Regions from separate parts of the Homo sapiens genome. Here region 2 is linked to region 1. Evidence: chromatin contacts called from ENCODE POLR2A ChIA-PET data. All regions are on one chromosome and are shown on one strand. The core of a region is the stretch at or near the end of the contact, and the rest is flanking DNA. Distances in the headings are between cores, read along the strand shown. Region 1 overlaps LINC00407 (long intergenic non-protein coding RNA 407). Region 2 has its middle 7.4 kb from the start of LINC00330.

Evidence for each region. ChIA-PET counts read pairs that join two places held with the same protein, here RNA polymerase II (POLR2A).
Region 2: POLR2A ChIA-PET joins it to region 1 with 43 read pairs in HCT116. The contact joins two enhancer-like sites. POLR2A ChIA-PET finds 5 or more read pairs at or near these places in 2 of 52 experiments (HCT116 and WTC11).

What each region holds. Positions count from the first base shown.
Region 1 is chr13:44,691,847-44,696,971 of GRCh38, forward strand. All of the region lies in intron 3 of LINC00407 (long intergenic non-protein coding RNA 407), which reads left to right. All of the region lies in intron 2 of LOC105370185 (a long non-coding RNA gene), which reads right to left. Among named protein-coding and RNA genes, the nearest start is that of LINC00407, 54 kb to the left of the region's middle. Within about 2 kb of position 1,513, at least 3 of the 41 ENCODE cell types and tissues checked have a DNase peak (open chromatin) inside an H3K27ac peak, as active enhancers do.
Region 2 is chr13:44,814,482-44,819,506 of GRCh38, forward strand. No RefSeq gene overlaps it. Among named protein-coding and RNA genes, the nearest start is that of LINC00330, 7.4 kb to the left of the region's middle. Within about 2 kb of position 2,875, at least 3 of the 41 ENCODE cell types and tissues checked have a DNase peak (open chromatin) inside an H3K27ac peak, as active enhancers do.

The DNA of each region.
Region 1 (5,125 bases), core at 263-2,762:
GCCAAAAATTATACAAGCCTCAGGCCTTGCAAAGCCTGGATCTGCATCTGTTTACCTTGGAGGTGCAGTGGGCAGACGACAATTGCTTCTTGGGCACTGTCCTATTCTGCTAGAGTTTGCAGTAATTGAATGTGCAGACTGATGGGGATGGAATGGGGGCTTTCATAGATGAAAAAATCGAGAGACACAAAGTCAGTCTTATTTTAGACCACATTCATAACAAACGTCAAATCGCACCTCCTCCCCTCAAGCCAACTAGATCCTTCAATATCCAATTATCATCATGGACATAAAAGAAGGAAATGTTGAGTATAAAGGGAACCCCACCTTGCATCTAAGCTGGGATTCCACTCTGGACATAAATCATAAACTGCTGGGGTTGGCCTATAAGACATTATTTGCATGAAGAACAGAGAAGCCTTCTGGGAAAGAACTCACCCTAAGGGAAGCAGGAGCTTCACATGAACAGCTTGCCCCTGTCATCTTTGCAAGTTCTACAAAGAGAACATCAGAGCTTGCAAAAATATAGCTTAACTTAGGGTTTATACACTAAAACAAAGAGAGGGGGGAGACAGGGTAACTTTAGTATCCTGAGGGCCCTGCTGCTTTCCACTGCTGTGGTATGAGACAGCAGCACCAGAAGGTATCTGGGGGGAAAAAGAGGCCTAGTGAGCACAGTGATCCCTGTTGGTGATCAGTGGAATGATGAGTGCGTAGCAGGAGTTAATTTGTCCATGAGTATACAGAGACTTGTAGAAATAACACGGGAAGACATATTGCAGAGGACTGAAGAGGTCCTGGCTGAGCTGGTGTGGGCACAAACTAGTGAAATTTGGTTTATTGCTCTAGTAATGACAGGGCAGGGAGTGGGGATGCTCAGGGATAACATAATCAAGAGGACCTGGGTGTTATCTGCCACAAGCTTACTGTGTGACTTTATACCTCTGCTTTCCTCATGTGGAGAAATTTGGTGCAGGTGTCAGACAAATGATCTCTAAGATATCTGCTAGCAGATTCAAATTAATGTTCTCTCTATTTTATCAGAGATTAGATGCAAATGGTTTCAGTCATGCCAACAGCTGGGCTCCCGCAGGCCTGCAGTAAGTGACTTTTAGAAATTATGCACCTACTAATTTCTAGATGAACAAAGTGAATCTCAGAGCAAACAAGCGACTTCTCTGGTGCTACTATTCTCAGAAGCACAATGTAACCAGAATCTGAGGCCGCTGAAGAGCTGGAATTCAAAAAAACAGTGCTTCTGCCAGGACTGCGGGATATGGCAGTGGGGGCAGTGGCTGTAGGGCTCTGTGACCATAGAATGCTGTCAATGATGTCCCTAGAACTGTGCTGTGTGTCACCTGCCCAACCGTATATGGTGGCCCTCCTCTGTCCCCCTTGTCCCTACTCTCAAAATTTAGTTCCAAGTCCCATGACTGGAAGTCCCAGGAAAAGGAAGGGTGGAGGTGCTGGAGCAGTCCTCTGCCCTGCCCACTGCCTTTTCCTCTCCTAGGAATGCATTTTATTTTAAAAAGTTACTTACAGAGCAGAGCTGATGGCTTTCCCAGATGCCCTGCCACCAGACAAGACTGCGCACACTGGGAAAACACAAATGAATTCTCATGCACGCTGGAAAGGTTCAAAATGACAACAGGAAGTTAGAGAATTGTGAGGAAAATGGAAAATCCTTAGGCAATTTATGAAGATGACAGATTGGAATTCTCCAGTCTCTTGCTTCTCTGCCAAGCATAGCTACTGCTAAAGAGAGTAGCACAAAAATGCAGGATGGCCTCTTTCAAGATGGCGGCCTCCAGAAAGCCAGAGTCGCTGCTGGAGAGGCAAGGGAGCAGCCAAAGAGCACCCACAGAAGACAAGGAAGTCAGAGTCCTCGTGGAAAAGCATGCAGCAGAGCACACTTTCTCAAGCACACCCAGACTCATCGACTTCTATTAAAGTTGCCCAAAGCTGTGCGGTGGCTTATGCCTGTAATCTCAGCACTTTGGGAGGCTGAGGTGGGTGGATCACCTTAGGTTAGGAGTTCGAGACTAGCCTGGCCAACATGGTGAAACCCTGTCTCTACTAAAATACAAAAATTAGCCGGACATGATGGCAAGTGCCTGTAATCCCAGCTACTCAGGAGGCTGAGGCAGGAGAATCGCTTGAACTCGGGAGGTGGAGGTTGCAGTGAGCCAAGATGGTGCCACTGTGCTCCAGCCTGGGCGATAGAGCAAGACTCAGTCTCAAAAAAAAAAAAAAAAAAAAAAAAAAAAAAGTTGCCCAAAGCTATGGTAGAAAATGGCCCCAGGATTCTATGGCCCAGCCCATGTCCATGCCAGGGAAATATCATAAATTTGGTATGGAAGCAGAGAATCAAACATGCTTTGAGCTCATCTGCCACATTGTGCCCACATGCTCTTCCTGTGTTTGCCATGGGGTCACACACACAGGCCCCTGCTGCTCACCTTTACAGACCTTTCTCCAGGTGGCTCTTCTGTGTTCTGCTCTGTGCAATGCATGTCCAAGAAGGAACTGACACAGAACAGTCAGATAAACTGATATTTAGACCAGTGCACTTCAGCCTTGGCTACACATTGAACTCATCTGGGGAGCTCTGCAAAAATGCCTAATGCCTGGCTCCTACCCCAGACCAAATAATTCAGCATGTCAGGCTGGAATACTGGCATTTGCTAAGAGCTGGTGCAGGTGGAAGCATCTGCCAACTCTGAGAGCTAAATCAGTGATTCTTAAACTTTGCTCAAATATAAAAAACTCTTTCCTTTGAATTTTAACTCTTTAGGACCCCAACATTCTGGTCACATATTTTGGGGGAGCTTTAAAAAAGCCCAGTGTTCAGATTGTACCCCATATCGATTAAATCAGAATTTCTGGAGATGGGAACCAGGCATCAGTATTTTAAAAAATTTCTCAGATACTTCAAAAGTTCAGCCAAATTGGGAACCAATGAGTTAAATGATAACAGTCTAGTTCAAACAGTAGGATCTCGGTGTGTGGCGGTTGAGGAGGTTGGGAAAGGGGACCTACCTTCCAAGCTAGGAATAAGAAATCAACAGAGTTTGGCAGGAGGCTGGTTGGTTGTATTAGCAAATCTAAAGATAGAACATGTCAACCAAAGCGGGATGTCTGCATGGAACAGGGAAAGTGGGAGTCAGAGAGGAAGGTCTAGCCAAGGGGGCAGTGCATGGGTGACCTCATGGGAACATCCAGTCCTATCTGTTTGGCAGGTCTGTCCCCAAAGAAGAGATGAAGGGACAAGCTTAAGAAAATTTGGCACCTGGCTGGGTACGGTGGCTCACGCCTGTAATCCCAGCACTTAGGGAGGCTGAGGCGGGTGGATCATTTTTGAGGTCAGGAGTTCAAGACCAGCCTGGCCAACATGATGAAACCCTATTAGTACTAAAGATACAAAAAATAAGCCAGGTGTGGCTACAGGCACCTGTAATCCCAGCTACTCAGGAGACTGAGGCAGAAGAATTGCATGAACCCAAGAGGTGGAGGTTGCAGTAAGCCAAGACCGTGCCATTGCACTCCAGATCCAGCCTGAGTGCCAGAGTGAGACTCTGTCTAAAAAGAAAAAGAAAAAAAAGACACCCTTTGACATTAAACCTTCCTTCTAATATCCCCTGCTCAGCCTGTGCTCAAGCGGCATTCTCATTACCATTTGTCTTCCTTTTAGTTTTCTACTGGGAAAGAACATGTTAGTCAAGGTGACACAAATGTCCACTCAGCTTAGAAGTTCTTATTTCTTGTTGCAAATTAATAAATTGTCATTTTGGTTTAGATAGCCGCTTCCTGAGAGCTTGAGTGATGTGGATCTGTCCCTGAGAACCTGACTCACTCTAGCAGGTTGAAACAGTCTAGTTTCCAAACCTGCAGATTAGTTTCACCAAAGTGGCACCATTTCAAAATTCCTGGGGCTTAGCACAGAGTGTTTTTCATGATCCACCAAATTGGGAGCTCCTGGAAGACGCTGGTCAGTGTTTGATTCTTCTGTGTATCACCAATACCACCTTAATTCCAAGACACCATAGGCAAGGATGATAGTCTGAATATATACATCCATGTCAGCAGCACGGCTGTTTCTGTACAATGCCAGCCCCAGTGCTGGAGCAGAGTCCTGGAGGCCACCATAGAGCCAGGTGCTAATGCTGGTCTTACGGAATTCAGGGGGTCCTGGGGAAGAGATTGCTATGTCTGCAGCAGAGGAAGGCACTGGCGAGGTTCAAGGTAGAGACGTTTTGCCAATCAGCACAGAAGTATTTTGATATTTTAGAAATTAGTAGATACAGCCATACTGGTGCATGACAGCTGAATATCAGCTGTTTGTAGGTAACACGTATTTGTTGATTCGATGAGTACCCCCCACTAAAGCATCCTTCTTATGGCTGGTGGCACTCCTCCATCTGCCTTCCCACAAAATGCCAAAGACTTTCCTGCCCAGGGCTCCTTGACCCATGAGAGAATGTGACTAAGTATGGTCTTAGCTTCACATCACATATCCTGGGGAGCTGGTGGTTCTGGTGGCTGGGACCTGAGGAGCGAGAAGAAAAGGAGTGTGGGCTGGGCCGGGGGCGGTGGCTCACACCTGTAATCCCAGCACTTTGTGAGGCTGAGGCAGGTGGATCATCTGAGGCCAGGAGTTCAAGATCAGCCTGGCCAACATGGTGAAACCCAGTCTCTACTAAAAATACAAAAAATTAGCCAGGCGTGGTGCTGGACACCTATAATCCCAGCTACTTAGGAGGCTGAGGCAGGAGAATCGCTTGAACCCCGGAGGTGGAGGTTGCAGTGAGCTGAGATCATGCCACGGCACTCCAGCATGGACAACAAGGCGAAACTGCATCTCAAAAAAAAAAAGAAAGAAAGAAAGAAAGAAAGAAAGAAAGAAAGAAAGAAAGAAAGAAAGAAAGAAAGAAAGAAAGAAAAAGAAAAGGAGTGTGGCCTCCTCACAGGACTAAGAATATAATGCATAGACCTGCTTTCGCTTTAATTTAAAAAGAAGGTACTAAAGCCCCATGTCTTTTGCAGCTATGGAATCCTTTGACAAAATTAGTTTTCTTTGTTGTGTTCTAATTTGAAAGCAAAAACAAAACAAAACAAAACAAAGCCA
Region 2 (5,025 bases), core at 1,625-4,124, 120 kb after region 1:
CTTTGTAACAATTGGTGATTTTATCTGCCCCAGCCAATGCACACCTACATTTGAATGTAGGTGAATTTCTGAACCAATGCCTTGATAGGTGTATATTTGATAGGCGTACCTTTGAATGTAGGTGAATTTCTGTACCAATGACCCTCGTGATGTTATCACTCTCATTCTTCAAATGAAGCAAAAGGCCCAAGAAGGCAAAGTAACATATCCATGATTACAGCGATCATCAGTGACAGGGTCAAGATGTAAACTCTTGTCTTTCTGATACTAAACTTATGTCCCTTGGCCATATTGATCATGTGGCACTCACAGGCCATATTGCTAATATTGCACTTGAGAGTGACCAGCCATCTATCCGTACTGTCCCCACATTCTCCCCTGCCTCATTCACACTAACACTTGGAGCCGTGTGCTCCATGGTTCTTCTTGCAGCAAAGTTTTCCTTCTCTCCTCTGTTGGTATGCTCATTTGTTTCCTTTAACTTCTTAGTTTCCAATTAGTCAAGATCCATATTGCTGACAGATGATCAGGGTGTGGTTCTTAGTAATGTTTATGGATAATGTAACTTCATCCAAATAATGTCTTGGGGGTTACTCAGAGAAATTTAGCAGATTAGCTAAGGGAAAGAAATAAGCTTGATGTTATCTTTGCCAAATATAATGGATTAATAGCTAAGGACAAGTGATGATTTCTTTTGTGTATTACTTATAACATAGAAAATGAGTTTTTGTTTCTGAGGAATTAGTTTCTGGTCCATGCTTGGATGAGCCAGAAGTTTAGCTTTGTTGGCACTCTGGTTTTATCCATTTTTCTTCAATTCTTCCTTGAGGTTTTGTATGTTGCTACTCCTTCTCCTTTCTGTGCTAACAATTCTTTCCAGAATTAACACTTTCGGATATGAGTATTGTGGAGGATGTGGAAAGCGTGGTCTGGTATAAGATCGCTGAACCAATGTTGAGTGTCACCGATGAATCTTCGCACCGTCCCTAGGTACCACTGGGCACCACACCAGGCCTAGGGTGACAAAAAAGGAGAAGATATATGTGGGGGAAAAGATAAAGAGACATGAAAGAAGAGAGGGCAAGAAAAAAGGGAGGGAGGAAGGGGAAATAGAAGAAGGGGTGCTCCTGGGTAGGGCAGCTAATCTGGCAATAAGATCCCCAGTCTCTGGCTCCCCACCTGTGTCCCCCCTGGGGCCTGGGTATTGCACCACAGGTCCAAAGGGTAAGAGTTCTTCACCTTTCATTTTGGCCATAGTCTGGCTTGCTCAGTTATTGTCTCATTTTTTTTACCCATCCTATTTGCCTTTTCACTTCAAATCTCAGTAATTGCAGCAGCTTCTGAGCATGACTCAGCCCTCAGATGTGATCGGTACAGCCCACAGAAAGTTTCACAATGCATTGGAATGCCTGCAGACAGACCTGCACGTCTCGAGGCATTGGAATGCCTGTAGACAGACCCACATGTCTCGAGGCCTCAGAATCCCCACTTCTTGTTACATCCTCCACTTCCCGGCTTGAGCTGCCTACTTGGCCTTTTAACGCATTTGCGTAGGTGACACCTGGCTTCCACTCTGTGAGCCCTAATCCGCATGTGCCCTCCTAAGTATTATTTTATGCGTCTGTGTTCTTCATCCACCACCACATCTTGAAGTTACTGAAGGTAGGCACTGTCAGTAAAGGCATCCCACTGCCACTCCGCTTCACCACGGCCGTAACAGGAACCACAGGTATCACTATATCTGCCATTTACTGAGCTCCTCACATGTGGCAAGGCCTGTTCCAAACACTTTACGTGTGATAATTCATTCGATCCTAAAATACAAAGAGGTTTAGATGAGGAAACTGAGGCACAGAGTAGTTAGCTTGGCCAAATTTAACACAGGGAAAGCCCAGGACTCCAAACCCTTTCAACTTTACAGGCTGCATGCTCAATCACCACACCCAAAGCCAAATTCACCATTGACAGTGGACAGCCACTGAGTTAATTACGTTGGAGAAGTCATGGGGAAGTCTGGGAGTTGAGGCATCTGGATTCCAATTCCTACTCTCTCGTTTCCTTAATTTCTTTCCTCTCTATGTGAGGGGGCATATTAAGCAAACAAATTATGATGTGTCCCAGCTTTTCTGTCTTCAAAATGGGAAGAACAGACCACCTGTATCCATCTACTGCCCAGAGAAGCCTCGTCTGTTGATGATGCATCTCTTCACCAAGAGCCCGTCAGGGCTGCAACTCTTCTGAAGGAAGGTTGGGGGAAACCATGAACAAAATAAAGAACAGCTTTCAGAGCAGAGCAATAGCTTACTTTGTGAAAGCTTGGGACACAAGTGGTTTTTTTTTTTCTATAATGTCTTTGAGCATTGCAGGAATGCAACACACCAGGTGTTAGCTATTTTCTTAGAGTCCAGAAGTTTGCAATACAAAAGCATTTGGAATTGCTTTTGAATGCCAGGTATTTAAAGTTGCCAACCTAATGACTTATTAATAAAGCTCTCCACCACTTGTAAGCGAATGTTATTAACAAATCCTACTTCATCAGTTCATATAATCTGATTAACTGGAATAAAACAGGCATCTAGCTCCCCAGTAATTTGCTGAACTTGCACTACACTAAGGGATGTCTATGCTGCAAACCAACTTTTTAAATTTGTGTGTGAGAGGTACAAGCCATGCCCAACACCTTCCCAGGGTGCCATTGGCTTTTTGACTCATCCATACTCATCAGCAACCTCTCCAGGGGCCCTGTCTGATCTATCCAACTCCTGCTGGCAGGAAAGCTCCAGTTCCTCTGCCTGCCACGTTCTGAAGTCACAAAACTGTGCAGCCTCCTCTGGGCACCCTGAGATCATGAAGTGGGGAGGGGGTAGTGGAGCTGAAAATAGCCTCTGTTTGAGTCACAGGGACAGGGAAGCAGGGCCAGCCACCCAGGGTCACCATCCGGTGCCACACCCTGAGGGTCACTATCTGGGATCTATCACTTGAGGCCACCACCCGTAGCCACCATCCAATGCCACCTCCTGGGGCCACTACCCAGGACTCTCCCCTGGGGCCATTGCCTGGAGCCTTGTGAGTCAGAGCAGGTCAGGGTGCCTATTCCTGCCTCTCCGGAGCTTGAGGTCTGTGGATCACCGTTTCCCATTCCTTTCTAGCAGTTTCCTGGGTTATTTAAGCAAACAGCTGCTTCCTCATTGTGTCAATCGCAAATCTGGGCAATCACTGGAAGGAAAAATGGAAAGAATCAAGCAAAAAGGCCTCATTAACATCATTTAAAACTCCTCAAATTAAATGCCTGGATCTGCTCTCCCAGTTATATTTACCATAATCCCATGTTTTTTCCTCCATGTCACAAGCAGCCCTGAACACGGCTTTCCGATTTCCGCACCGCTTTGCCTCCGCTCCTCCAAACTCAGAATGTCTTCTTCCCCATGCTCAGGGCTGAGTGAAGTGAGTGGAGAGGGGGCTATCTGCGCCACTCCTTCCCAGCCCCCTCTCCTTTGCATCCTCTTCAAAATTCAGGCCAAATGTTACCTTTAGGGCTCATTCTTTGACAAATTAGTCTATAGGAATTTTTGTCCCTAAACTCTGATACTATTTCAGCCCATGAGTTACTTATTTAACATGCAGTGAGCCCAGGTTGTTTATAATCCATCTTCAGGATTGAGGAAACAGATAAAGAAAGCATGGGTCCTGTCCCAGGGAACTTCCAACCTAGGGAAACCTACTGATTCAGATCGAGGTATTACAGCATGGTAGGTGCTCAGCTAATTATGTGACAAAATTGTGGAAGTGCTTCCCAGCAGGGGGAGAAAAATCACTTGTAATGGTCAGAATTCAGCATGAGATGCATCAGGAGGGACAGTAGGTACCCCCGGCAGTGTGGCTTCACGCAGGATTCAGCCTTAAGTAAACGCAGCGTTTACTTAAGTACCCTTCAGCGTACGCTTTGCGATATTTTTATTTGGATTTCTAAAAATCTCATAATAAATGACCCTTCCTTTCCTCCTCTTCCTCCTGATTTAAAAGCTCTTGGTCCTACACAAATCTCCAGTTGCTCGTGTGCGTTGCTGAGCTCTAATCTGTGCGTTGCTGAGCTCTAATCTAGGATCTAAACAGCCCCTGGGAGGTAACAGTAACGTTCCTAAACATTGCCATCCTGTGGCCACATGAAGAGAGAACAGGAAATGGTCATGGATGCTGCCATTTAAAGAGGGAAGTCAAGCGCAAGCTGCAGTCCCCAGACCCTCCTTCTCACTCCATATCCTGTCCCCAAACAATTGCTAGCAACCATAAAGATGAATTCCTGACCTGGAGAGGCTGCTACTCAAAAACAGACCCACAAGCAAAAGCATTAATGAATGCAGGCCCACCTATCAATTCAAATGCTCTGCATCTTGGGAAGTCATATTTCTCAGGAGGGTAGGTTTGGGTAGGCTAGCAAACAGCCACCTCCTCCGAAAGTGCTGGTCTTCAGGAAGGTTGTAGACAGCCTGTTCTTAGAGGTTGCACCTCTTTTCCAGGTCAGAGTTGCTGCCTTCTGTTTGAATAAGGCTGTTGGGAACGGCACCACAGATTTTCAAATGTCTCCAGGAAGCTCCTCGCAGCTCGTAGCCCTGCTGTTAGGCCATGTTGACAGCATGGGCCAGGCCTTTGGGATTCTGGCCAGTGATGCTGGCTAGGGAGGAAGGGGGATAGGCCTGAGTCTGTTTGCCTCTTGATCCGTGTGGGTCATTGTCACTAAGGGATACCTAAAATTGAGCCTGAGCAGCCAAGCATGAAGAGAAGAATGGACCCCATGTTTGACCTGCTCTTGGACGCTTGATAGGTAAGATACTCACCTGGATCATTATGCTCCCTGTCTGCACTATCCTGGGCTGGCTTAGGTAGCCTAGTCAATCTAGACAGTCTTACGTCTGTGATGAGGTCAGGTTTCTTTGCTATGAGTCATTTCCCCCATTCACATAAATGGAAAAAATTCATCAAACACATGCTTACTTGGTCAACTCTGCAGCTTATCACACAAGGTGA